Regions from separate parts of the Homo sapiens genome. Here region 1 is linked to region 2. The links are chromatin contacts, found by Hi-C in ENCODE. All regions are on one chromosome and are shown on one strand. The core of a region is the stretch at or near the end of the contact, and the rest is flanking DNA. Distances in the headings are between cores, read along the strand shown. Region 1 overlaps BTD (biotinidase). Region 2 holds the start of SH3BP5 (SH3 domain binding protein 5).

Region 1 (6,226 bases), core at 3,727-6,226, 320 kb before region 2:
GTCAGGATAGCTGGGAGATTGAGTGTTGGATGAATTTTAACTTGGATGTGGGAGATTAAGGTGCTGGTAGCAAGACTATTGTATTAGTTTTCTATTGCTGTATAATAAATTACCTCAAAACCTAGGATTTTAAAACAACACACATTTATATTTTATAGTTTCTGAGACTTAGGAAATCAAGAGTGACTTTGTGGGGTGGTTCCGGCTCAGGGTCTCTCATGAGGTTGCAGTCGTTTCCCAGGGCAGTGGTCATCTGGAAGCTTGACTGCAGCTGGAGGACCCACTTCCAACATGGCTCGCTCATGCAGCTAGCTGGTGGCTGTTCCTTGCCAAATGGGTCTGTCCATAGGGATCCTTGGGAGATGGCAACTGGCTTTCCCCAGAGGGAGGGACCCAAGATAGCAAGTGAGCAACCAAGATAGAAGCTGCAGTATCTTTTTTTTTTGGAGACGGAGTGTCGCTCTGTTGCCCAGACTGGAGTGCAGTGGTGCTATCTCAGCTCATTGTAACCTCCGCCTCCCGGGTTCAAGCGATTCTTCTGCCTCAGCCTCCCGACTAGCTGGGACTACAGGCGTGTGCCACCATGCCGGCTAATTTTTGTATTTTCAATAGAGACAGGGTTTCACCATATTGGCCAGACTGGTCTTGAACTCCTAACCTTGTGATCCGCCAGGCTTGGCCTCCCAAAGTGCTGGGATTACAGGCGTAAGCCACCGTGCCCGGTCTGCAGTACCTTTTATAACCCAATTTCAGAAGTAACATGCCATCGCATCTGCCATATTTTATTGGTTACACAAAACGACCCCAGAAAAATGTGGGAAGTGTTGTACAACGGATACCAGCAGGTGGGGAGCACTGGGGGCTAATCTTGAGACTAGCTACCAAGGTTATTTTCATTAAGAAGCTTCTCTCTCCCCTAACTCCTCTATTTCTTCTCAAATGAACTGGTCCATGAGCTTGCAGAATGTTCTGGAAGAACCATGCCAGGGCTGCATTTATCTTCCCTGCATACTCTACCCCTCTCCATTCTGTTCTGTGACCTCCCCAACACTGACTTCTAGATAGCACCAACCAGATTCTCTTATCCTCTGCTTTCCTGTTGGGTCCAGCCAGTGGGAGGCCGCAGCAGGAGTCAGGAGCGGAGAAGAGAGAGGAGACAGGATATGGATCGCCTGGCTCTCTGCCTGTCACACCGCTACGGTCTGGCTGTCTCTCTCACAGCCCCTGCTCCCGCCAGCCTGCTCTCTCCATAAGCTTCCCTCTCCTGCTTCTGGTAACCATTTCAGCCCTTCACACCTTCAGGCCTGGGGTGCTCATAGCTCCTGCTGTCGCTGGCCGCTGGGTAGTGCATTATCCTTTCTGGGTTCCCCTACATCCTGCCCACAGCTGTGTAAATCACTCTGTTCTTAAGATCTCCTCAATCAAGATTTGCAGTCTCCCTCCTGCTATGGCCCTTACGGCAGCAATACCTGACTGGCATCACAGTGAAATTTCTGCTCAGAGGAAAAAAGCCTCGTGGACATTTACTGTTTTGGCCCAACTATATCCCACTCCCCTTCCCCTGGTAACGCTGTCCCAGTGTTCCCCTGGGAAACAGTCCCCACCCCTCAATCCATGAATTTCAGGTCAGAGCTAAGCCTATCATCCCTCACCCTAATAGTGGCCATGTGACTCAGTGCTGGCTGATCAGAATATCACAGCCCTGGCCGGGTACGGTGGCTCACGCCTGTAATCCCAGCACTTTGGGAGGCTGAGGCAGGCAGATCATGAGGTCAGGAGATCGAGGCCATCCTGGCTAACATGGTGAAACCCTGTCTCTATAAAAATACAAAAAATTAGCTGGGCGTGGTGGCACGTGCCTGTAGTCCCAGCTACTCGGAAGGCTGAGGCAGGAGAATCGCTTGAACTCGGGAGGCAGAGCTTGCAGTGAGCCGAGATCATGCCATTGCACTCCTGCCCGGGCGACAGAGCAAGACTCCATCTCAAAAAAACAAAAGAATATCACAGCTCTCTGGCCGATCATTGATTCAGGATGGGCACGTGCCCTAAGCAAGAGCCCAGGTTGTTCATCTCTGAGACTTTAATTAGGGACTGTGTAAAAAGAGGAGCTTCTTCTCTAGAGCTGCTGAGAGGGGCAGATGAAGCCTAGAAGTCATGGCCATTGTTGCAACTACACGAGAGTCTGTCTGTGGGAGAAAATGATAAAGAAGAGTGCAGAGTAGAGTGTGATACTGTGTCCAGAGACACCATTTGAGCCCCTAGATTCAGCAATGGCTGAAGAGAATTTATTCTTAGACTCCCCAGTTACGAGTTAATATATTCTTTTTTTTTTTTGCTCAAACAAAAAGAAAAAGATGAAGAGAATGAGAAGGAAAATGAGAAGAAAAGTTATCTACAAAAAATTATATATGCATGATGCCTAGAGTTCATATATTGGTAATTTCATTTTTAACGGTGCAGCTGTTATTCAGATTTTTGTTTTACTTCAGTACTGAACACAAAAATAAAAAAACTTTCCAAACGGAAATAATGTTTCGTTGTGTTTTTTCTCAGCCTGTCTGAGAAACATTCTAAACATTCTTTGTGACTACCTATTCATTCATTCATTCATTCAGCAGTCAGCAAGCATAGAGCAGATTTTGTAAGCCAAGACAGTGCCATGCTGAACGCTGCAGAGACAAAAGATGAATAGGACACTGGCTCTGGTCTTAGAGGGTGGGTCTCCGTGGAGTCACGATAAAGATGCAAATCCAAGACTCAGCACATATTTGCATGTGGGCAATTCATTAATATCTCTCTGTCAGTTTTCCCCATCTGTAAAATAGCTGTAGCAAACCTTCTTTAGGGCTCATGGCAGTTAAGGGAGACCATTTATGTGCATCCAGCACAGAGCTGTCACTCACTACTAGGTGGCTACTCTAGGCATGGCTCATGTTCCGGCAGAGGGAACTCAGATAAATAGTTCAATGAGAAAGGGCTCTGTGAACTGGGAATGGGAAACACCAGTTCAAAAAGTGGAAGAGTCACAAGCTGTGATGAGAGAGTAGACCTTGAAGGATGGATGAGTGTTCATCAGAAGACGCCATTTCAAGCAGACAACAGTACAGGGGCCAGACTGTGCTCAGCACACTGGAGGAGCTTAAAGAAGTAGCTATGGCTGGACCAGAAACCCAGGTTCACAGTAAGGGCCATCATGTGAGCTCAGAGGTCAGGCGGAGCTGAGGCTGTGCAGAATGTGAACTTTGGCCTGAGGAACAGCAACTGTTGGGAGGTGAGAAACGGGAGAGCTGTGATTTGGATTGAGCAGAGTGGCAGCCCACCTGCAGGATGGTACCCAATGAGGTTCACCTCTGGGCATCTAACACCCTCTGTCTCTTTCCATAGGGAGCAGGGCTGACCTGTGTAACTCAATAAGATGGTGCCAAATGATGCAGTGTGACTTCTGAGACTAGTTAATAAAAGACATCATGGCTCCACCTGTGCTCTCTTGGATCATTTGCTTCAGGGGAAGCCAGGGGCCACATCATGAGGACACTCAGCTATCCCTATGGAAAGACCCAAGTGGTGAGGAGCTGAGACCTTTTGCTAGCAGCCAGCACCAACGTGCCAGCTGTGTGAATGGGCCATTTTGCAAGTGATCCTCTGTATTTGTTTCCTAGGTCTGCCATATCAAAGTACCCTGAACTGGGTGGCTTCAAACAACAGAAACTTATTGTCTCATAGTTGTGGAAGCTGGAAATCCAAAATCAAGGTGTTGGCAGAGCCATGCTTCTTCTGAAACCTGCAGGGGTGGGTTGTGTGTGGGGAGTTGTTTCTTGCCTCTTCTAATTTCTGGTGTTTGTTGGCAAGCAATTTCTGGTGTGCCTTGTCTAGTAGAGGCATCCCTGTGATCTCTGCCCCTGTTGTCACATGGTCATCTTCTCCCTGTGTGTGTGTCTTCTCCTCTTCTGATAAGGACATGTCATATTGGATTAAGGGCCCAGTTACTCTAGTGTGATCTCATTTTAACTTATATCTTCATTGCATCTGCAAAGACCCTATTTCCAAATAAGGCCACATTCTGAGCTATTGGGGGTTAGGACTACAACGTATCTTTTTTGGGGAAGACGCAATTTAATCAATAATATTCTCCAAATCCAGTGAGGCCTTCAACCGGCTGCAGCCTTGGTTGATATCTTCACTGTCACCTCGGCTGACATCTTGACTGTAGCCTCATGAGAGACCCGCTTTCCTGCCCCACAGAACTGGGTGAACTAACAATGTCCATGCTTGTTTTATGCCATTAAGTTTTGGGGCACTTTGTTATGTGGGAATAGGTAACTAACATTCAAAGGGAGGTTAGGGAATGAAAGACTGAAGCCAGGAGACCAGGACCTTTCTCTGGCCTGAGAAGGAACATGGCCTCCCAAGCAGTCCCACTCACAGATCTTCAGGCCACATCAGCTCTTGTCTCAAATCTAGGCCTTTGTGCACAAAACATTTCATACTTTTATGCCTATTTTGTCCTATATAAATCCACTTTGTTGAGAAATTGTTCTTTGAGTGGTCATTTCACTTGAGCGGTTCTGAGTTTCATTGAGAATCAAGAGCGGCCGACTCACCATCGGTCCTCTCTGAGGAGATCTTCTGTGCAGGGACACCTCCTGGGCTACTAGCCAGTGCTCTGATTGGCTGGCCTTGGGCTGGGTGCCTCCTCCTGGTTCAATATACCATGGCTGGGGGGTGGGGGCACAGGTACCAAGCAGGGCCACCTGTGGGGAAAAGTGGCCTGGGTGGGTTTCCCTCAGCAGGGGCTCTGGACAGGCCTGTGTCTTGAGAGCAGACATGGTGGGCTCTGGGACTTGGCAGTCTGTGAGGAGGCCTGGTTTTTTCCTCTCTAAGAACAGGGCTTTTAAATCCAGTGTGAATACAGCTCACTGTGCCTCTCACTTCCCGTGTGAGAAAAACCACAGAAAAGCACAGCTGCACCTACATGAGAAACCACGCAAACCAAGCCACTTCCCCCAAGTCTGGTTTAGCCAAAAATGCATTTGATTTCCTGTCTCCATGTTGTGGTCAAGATTGCCATTTGCTTCCTGAGTTTCAGGATCACAATCGACAAAAACATAATCACAACCATTAGTCATAGATATATTTTTTCCCTGAAAATGATTTATTTTCCCGTCCTCTACTTTGTTCTGTCATCTGGCAGCTACTTCTTTTAATTGTAAAAATTACTTTGTTCTACCACCATTAGTTGCTTTTCCCCTCATTTCTACTTCACGAGCAATTCATTCTAAATTGTTGGTAGAAAATAACTCAGGGAAAGTTCGTGGTGCTCTGCCCAGAAGGGCAGAATGAGGATCCTGCAGGTGCTGATTAGATGTTTACTGGGTGAAGTAGTTCTGCCAAGTCTGTATTTAGCGCTGGCCTCTCTTTCTCAGGCTTATTTGAATCATCTTGGCATAAGGCAATGATATGCATTTTTAGGTAATTTCTGTCTCCCTGGGGTTTGAGGCAGGGAAGCAGACTGGGCGGTGGGTAGCCACATCTGGGGCCGCTTCTGGACTGCCAGCTCACGCCTGGTGGGAGCTGCGCTGGGCGAGAAAGCGAACTCCGTCATCTGGTGGGAGAGGTCCTGCTCCCCTTCCAGAGGGACTTCCTAGGGCGTGGGGAACCCAAGGCTTGCTCAGGAATTCCAAGTCCTTGCTGCTTATTCCCTGAAGACTTGACTCATCCCAGACCTTTCCGAGGGATCAGTGAGTCAGCAGGGGCTGGTGCTGGCTCTGCTTTTTCCCACATGGTTTATTCAACATGCATTCTATGAATAAAAAACCGAGGCCCAAGGTCTCCCCAGTGAGGAGTTAATGGTGAGGCCATGCATGGAAACCCCATCAGTCTGACTGCAGAATCCACATTGTTAATTGTCCTGCCTAAAAGCCAGAAAAGGATCTGGAGGCCTACACCGTGGGGGAATAGGGAGATCATTTCATTTTTCTTGCTTTATAAAATCGTGTGATGTTTAAGCATATACTGTTTAAAATAACTAAAAAGGAGTTCAAACTAAATGGCCACATTTAAGAGGCAAATCACTGAAGACTAATTATCCATTCTGTACTTAAAAAATGATCTGAAACAGCTACTAGGCATGCAGTCAAAATCCTTTTTTAAATGGCTTTGAAATATTGGACACAAATTACACAGAAATCAGTGGCCTAAAAATGTCTTCACCATATTGAGTCTGATA
Region 2 (7,028 bases), core at 418-2,917:
GGCCCAGATCTCCAAAAAATAAGACAACAAAAGTCTGAACTGATGTTCTTGAGCAGTTGGCCTATGTCTCATAGATGTATTTTGCTCTTGACCTAAGCTTAAGCAGGAATGTAGTTTGGAGTTTGCCATTTAGAATGGAGAGGATAGGGTTCTGCTAGCTGAGAAGCATTTATCATAGTCAGGGCTGACCCCAGAGTTCTGTTTATTTCAAACTCTGTCTCTCAGTTCATTCAGAGCTAGGATGTACCTGCAAAGTTGGAGGCTCAATTCCAAGCCACCAGAGAAGGTTGGTGGCTCCTGTGTTCCAAAGTGACCCCTATGGCTATCTTGTTCCTGGCTTCATCTATCATTGGAAAACCAAAAGCAACTATGTCTTTAGCAAGGAGCTTTGAAGCACCTCTCACAGAATTGCTGACTCATCCTTGATTTAAAGAGCAATGAACAGGTCTGACCTTTTTAGAAACAAACCATGGCACTACCTCCAGGAGACAGGACAAATTTCCTTTGACAGTGGACTACAGTGCCAGCGTGTATGGGGTGGTGCCTTGCCCAAGGAGTAACCCTCTAGCCTAGTTTCTGATAAAACCACCAGGAGCAGGACTATTTATTCATTTGAGAAGGGGTCTGGCTGTATTGTCCAGGCTGGTGTTGAACTCCTGGCCTCAAGTGATCCTTGTGTCCTGGCATCTCAAAGAGCTGGGATTACAGATACGAGCCACCACGTTGTGCCAGACCCAGGTTTTGTAAGGTGGCTTTGATGATAGGTTCTCAGAAAGAAGCTCCTTTCTCAAGCAAATTTGTCCTCCAAACTCAGAGCCGATGGGCTACAGGCCTCCGTGTAGGACATGTGCACGTTCTGCATTTCTCAAGGCAAGGAGACGTGAGCAGCCATGTGCTCATCTGCTTTGCCAAGGTCATCCTTTGCGTTCCCCTGACATCACAGTGGCCCTGACATTTCATAAAAGCACACACACGTGCCTCTTCAGTTTGGCCTTTTCGGATGCTGTGTCTGCCAGGCCAACTCTGTCTCCCTACTTGTTGATGGTGGGCAGAAAGTCTCACTAATTCATAAATTCTTGGCCAGAGTGTGCCCATCAACAGGGGTTACACTTGCCACCTCCTTAAATCCCAGCTCAATGCATTCTCCATGCTCCTGGCTATTCAGGTAGGACCGCCGCACCTCTGTGTTTCGGTATGGGGCTCGCCCAGAGAGGCCGCAGCCTTCGGCAATGCATCAGTGCACGGAACCTCCGCCATTCCCAAGGTTCGCTCAAGAGGATGAGTGTGCTTTGGGTATAGGGTTTCGGCAAGTCTTGGTCCTGAGGGCCAGGGTCACTGAGCGTAGGCTTCAGAAGGCGACTTCAGTGTGAAAACACCCACGCCTCCCTACCACACAAACAACGAGCCTCGGAGGAGGGCTGGAGGAGGGGACTCCCGAAAGCGGGAGGCTTGCGTTACGTAGTTGAGATATATCCGAGCTGCTAAGTTACAAGGGGGTGGGGGCTGTCCTATTTTGCCACCTTGGAGATGTGGAGGGAGCTGGGGTTTTGCGACGGAGACCTGGATAGCTGGGACTGGCGGCGGAACGCGAGGCCGGGGCGGGACGGGGGCGGAGCGGGCGCTGCGCTGACTGCCGCGGCAGAAAGGGGGCGGCCGCGCCCATTTCCTCTGCTCCGCCGCGGCCGGAGGTATCCGCATCGGCGAGCTGCGTCTCCCGGGTGTCGGCCCCGGCGGCTCCCCGACCGTGCCCGGCTGTGGCGAGGCGGCTCCAGCCCAGCCTGTGGCAGCCGCGACCCCCGGGGCGCTCCGGAGCCCACTGCGCGGCGCGCGTGCCGGCTGCCTGCATGGACGCGGCACTGAAGCGGAGCCGCTCGGAGGAGCCAGCCGAAATCCTGCCGCCTGCCCGGGACGAGGAGGAGGAGGAGGAAGAGGGGATGGAGCAGGGGCTGGAGGAGGAAGAAGAGGTGGATCCCCGGATCCAGGTAGGGCGCGCGGGGTCGCCCCGCATCCGGGCTTCGCGAGGGCTGCTACGGAGGTCGGTGTCTACGCGTACAGCCACTTCGCAGCCCCCAGTAACTGTGGTCCGGGGACTGGCGGCCACATAGGGTGGCAGGAGACGGTCTGTATGCTCCGTTTCATCGTCTCCACAATGAGGAGGCTACAGTGCCCGCGTGGATGCGGCCTGACTCTATTGCGGGGAGTCCCCCGCCGACCCGTAGCAGGATCGGGGTCGGTGCAGCGTGCCTGGTGGTTCGGGTGGATGTGCAACAAAGGGAAAAAGGGGGCGGGGGCGCCATGGTATCCTCGGGGGTACCCCTGCCCGGCCGCGGCACCGCGGGCATGGCACGGCGTCCAGGCTCTGCGAGGAGGTGTCGCCCGCGTGGGCGCCGGGCACCGTGGGCGGGTGGGCGTTGCCCTGCAGCGCGGGCTGGCACCGGTGCCCCGGGTGCAGAGTCCTCACTTGCCAAGGTGCCCGGCCTGAGCCGTTTTCCTTCTCTGATTGATTGTTAGCGAACTGAGCGGCTTATTGTCATCACTGGCTCAACGTTCTGCCTGGCTTGAAATTGCTTAAAACCCTGCTTTTCCTTGTTGTGAGGTTGGGCATGAAAAGAAATCGGGGACAACTGATGCGCAAAGCTGACGCGTGGAGGCGGCGAGGGGATTGGGCTGGCTGGCTGTGCCTCCATTTCCAAGAGAGATGATTAAAAAACAATTTCCAAGCCGAGATCTAGGAGTGACAGTTTCACCTCTTCACCCCTAAGCAAAAAGCAGAGCAAATCCCTTTCTAAGGCCCGTTTTTTTTCTACCTTTTCAATAAATCATTTTTTTAAAAAAATTGCTTTTAAGCATGCTCTGTAATTTCTGGATACCTAATTGGTTTTTTAGTGCACAGATCAATTTAAAAGCTCACTTAACTCAGTGGTTGGGGTTTAAATGAATTGTTTTGTCAGCTTAGCAAGATAAAGATCAGGTGGAAAAAAAATCCTTGCATTAGGAATGCTATTAATTAAAGTAATTGGTTTGGAATAAATCGTGTGTTACTGGTATGGGATTATGTTAGCAAGATCCTTTGTTTGCATAGTAATGATGAGTTAAGTTCATGTTGGATACTTTTTTTACAAAATGTCAGTTTGTAAATGTTTATTGAAAGGAATGGGATTAAAGCTAGTTTAAAACGTCCAGCTAAGTAGGTTGAATAATTGGCAGTGTGAAAAGATTTTCACCCTTTACAGAAAAATAATTCTGGTGAGTTAATACCAGAATTCTGCCCTTGATGATTTCACTGGGTTTATATTTTTGGCTTGGCCTTGCTTATTGTCTTTTATTGTTTTCTAAGCAAAGTTCTTGCTCAAGGCAGATGGTACTGTTTTGATTAGGCCATTAAACCATTTGTAACAGGTGGGGTTTACCTGAAGGCATGTACCTGGAATAGTTGACCTCTGACAAATTCCAAATGTCTCTGAAGACATTGTCAAAAGGGACACCCTCAAGAAAATGGTTTCAGAAATGCCGACATTCATTTGCTTTTCTAGTCAAGCCTCAACTGTTTGCCGTAAGAATTAATTCTGATTCTTCCCTTTTCCTGCAAATTGGGCTGGGGTAATTTTTCAGGTTATGGACTGAGTTATATTGGAAACAAAAGACGGATCCCTTAAGTCTTTTTTTCTCCCTCTTTTCTTCACCAGGGAGAACTGGAGAAGTTAAATCAGTCCACGGATGATATCAACAGACGGGAGACTGAACTTGAGGTACAGAGAGCTGAGTTCCTGTTCTTGGTGAAGTGATGTCACTCACACCGGCACAAGGCTGGTTAATTTTGTCTTCATAGCTGGAGTGTTATTGCTGGACCCCCCTCCTTGGGAGTTGAGCAACAGCTCCCTGACAGAATAAAATACACCACTGAGCTCAACCTGTGGGCGGAACGCATGTGGATCCAATTGCACATGTTGTTTTTCATTATGGAAGCTCCATGGGGCCTAAACCAAGTCTGTGCAGAGCGTTACACAACGCTTAAGCCCCAAGTTTTAATGTGACTGAAAGGACAGGGGAAAATTAGCCGAACTCTTTAATGGAGAATAATGAATGAGCTCACAAAATCTCTTACATATTCAGGGCAGTTCCTGCCATTTGTCCTGGAGAGTGTTGTGTTGTTTCCTCTGACTTCGACCATTTCTTGACTTTCCTGTCCTAATAACTCACCCCCCGCCTCCTTCTGCTTCCCTGCTCATTTCTTTATTGTCTGCTAGTGCATAGAATATAATTATAATGGTAACAAAAAGCTGTTTAGACTGGGAAGGCCTTTCCTGCTGGGAAAAATCTTGGGAGACTAAAACTTGATTTGGGTTTCATGTGCATTTTCCAATGGGAGTGTAAACAAGTTAGCATTCATCACAGCCTCCGATTAGTTCCCACCCCTTTCCAGTAGTGGTTGCTTTTACCACCCATCAGCAAATTTGAACAACCACTATATGTATTCAGGAGACTGTGAATTGACTGTCAGAACCCCAAAGGGACTCTCAGCGCAGTTTCCCAATGCAGGGAGCTGTTGGCAAAGTCTGTTTCTGTAGCAGGAGAAATAGCAAACGTCAGTGGAAGGGACAAGAAGCACATGGTCCCTAAGAGTGAGAGTGTGGGAGATAGGAATATAATCTACCAGGATTCACTGGCAGCCTTGATTTCTGCTGCGTGCGTAGGCCCTGGAGTTACCAAATCTGGATGCAGCAATGTGGATGAAAAAGCCTGTTGCTCTGAGTTGCGTGAAGGGTTATCGCTAACCACCTCCATTTCCATCGTAGGTATACAAGAGCATGGGCTGTCCTTCTCCCCAAGTAAAGTAAAATCTGTGTTTGTTTACATTTCTTTCACTTATGAATTGAGTCTGTCTGTGATGTGGGGTAACTGAAACCTCTCAGGATCTCAGATTTCTAATGCATTAAACAACAAAACTCTTACCATTCCTATAGGGCTTTAGCATTTCCAGAGTGTTTTTTACACGTTTTAGCTCATTCCATCCTGTCACACCAGCCTAGAGCTATGCTGTCCCATATGGTAGCCATGTGCAACGTATGGCTATTTGAATTTAATTAAAATTTTTTTTTTTTTGAGACAGAGTCTTACTCTGTCGCCCAGGCTGGGGTGCAGTGGTGTGATGTCTGCTCACTGCAACTTCCACCTCCTGGGCTCAAGTGATTCTCATTCCTCAGCTTCCTGAGTAGCTGGGATTACAGGTGTGCACCACCATGCCTGGCTAATGAGTTTAATTAAAATTAAGTAAGACTAAAAATTCCATTTCTCAGTCACAATAGCCACGTTTCAAGAGCCCAGTTGCCACTATATTAAACAGTCCAGTTGCCACTGTATTAAACTGCTGTCATCATAGAATGTTCTGGCCTGGAGAGCTAGGAGGGTAGGGACTATTTACTTTCCAGATCAGGACTCAGAGGCTCAGCATCTTCTGGTACTATGACGCCTCAGAGGCAGGGCTCCCATCTTATACTCCCAGGCATTTTCCAGATCTCCTCCAGTTCCTGCATTCTATTATCCCAGTGCAGTGGTGCAATCACAGCTCACTGCAACCTCAAACTCCTGGGTTCAGGCAACCCTCCTGCATCATCCTCCCCAGTAGCTGAGACTACAGGTGCATGCCACCATACCTGGCTAATTTTTCATATCTTTAAGCTTTTTTGTAAAGATGGGATCTAGCTCTGTTGACCAGGCTGGTCTTGAACTCCAGGCCTCAAAGTGATCCTCCCACCTTGGCCTCCCAAAGTGCTGGGATCACAGGCATGAGTTGCCATACCCATCCTGGAAATAGTCTTTTTTTTTTTTTTTTAAAAGCATTGATTGATTCTAGTTGCTCGCCTACTATGTGCCGGCCACTGTTCTGGGTAATGAACAAGATGGCCCACATCTCAGCCCCAAGTGTGCTTACTTTCTTGGGGTGAAATTGGTTAATCTGTTAAACTCTTTTTAGCCCTTACTTCTGAATCCCATTTCTGAATACACTTAGGTATTTGTGTGTCACAGGAAGCCACCAGACAGGTGTTTCCTGCCTGGCTCTGGAGAGCATTTGGAACCGTGTGAGAGGCGAACTGGAGGGTGTGAGGGGGGTGGCCAGGGCTGGGCTGGGTTGCTGGCTGGCCTTTTCACGGTATTATAACCAAGACTGACTCATAGAAATATAATACAGGCTACATAAGCAATTAAAAACTCCCTAGTAGACGCATTAAAAACGAAAAAGAAACAGCTGAAATGAATTTAAATATTTTGTTTAACCCGGAATATCCAAGACAGTACAATTTCAACGTGGACTTGCTATTAAAAAATTACTGATATTTTACATATATTTTTGTACTAAGTCTTTAAGATCTTTGGCATATTTTACACTTAGGGCACATTTCAGTTGAGACTAGACACGTTTCAAGTGTTAGCTACATTTGGCACTGGGAGGCATAGGTTTAATAGGTGTTTTCTGTCACAAAGGAGCCAGGTGGGATTTCACCCTTCATGCTGGGCACCAACTGCTTGTCAGACACTGTTGGCCACTGCATTTATGTGGGTGAACAAGACAAAGACCTTGCCCTCCAGGAGTTTACGTTTTTGGTTGGGGTGAGTAGCAGAGCGGGGGTAATAATTACTGGTGGTAATAGCTACAGTAAGAAGTGTGACAGAGACACTGGAGGGGCGCTGCTGGAGGACACCTGAGCAGATGCCTGCAGGGGAGCCTCTGTTTGCAGAAGAACAGGTGGAGTGAGCCACTGGGGTGGTCAAGGGGAGTATGCCCAAGGATGGGGGCAGGAAAATGAGCCATTTTAATATACAGTCAAGTGTTTTGTTTTGTTTTTTTTTTCCTGAGACGGAGTCTCACGCTGTCGCCCAGGCTGGAGTGCAATGGCGTGATCTCGGCTCACTGCAACCTCTGCCTCCCGGGTTCAAGCCAGTCTCCTGCCTCAGCCTCCCGAGTAGCTGGGATTACAGGCGTGCGCCACCATGCCTGGCTAATTTTTGTATTTTTAGTAGAGATGGGG

What was found. A loop is a pair of places that touch in the nucleus more often than their neighbours do. Pooled maps may share reads with other maps.
Region 1: a loop to region 2 is called in a pooled map, with 2.2 times the contacts of the local background. The contact joins the enhancer-like site here to the promoter of SH3BP5 in region 2. A Hi-C loop is called at or near these places in 3 of 37 single-sample maps with no recorded cell type and 3 of 50 pooled maps.

Annotation. Positions count from the first base shown.
Region 1 is chr3:15,646,546-15,652,771 of GRCh38, reverse strand. BTD (biotinidase) reads right to left here. Exons shown (of 4, transcript NM_001370658.1): 4 at 1-6,226. Among named protein-coding and RNA genes, the nearest start is that of MIR3134, 48 kb to the left of the region's middle. RefSeq lists a silencer at 4,836-5,130 and an enhancer at 5,557-6,090. Within about 2 kb of position 4,976, at least 26 of the 41 ENCODE cell types and tissues checked have a DNase peak (open chromatin) inside an H3K27ac peak, as active enhancers do.
Region 2 is chr3:15,327,225-15,334,252 of GRCh38, reverse strand. It overlaps SH3BP5 (SH3 domain binding protein 5), which reads left to right and starts at 1,667. Exons shown (of 9, transcript NM_004844.5): 1 at 1,667-1,982; 2 at 3,687-3,749. The coding sequence starts at 1,845. RefSeq lists silencers at 1,559-1,958, 2,039-2,098 and an enhancer at 5,993-6,182.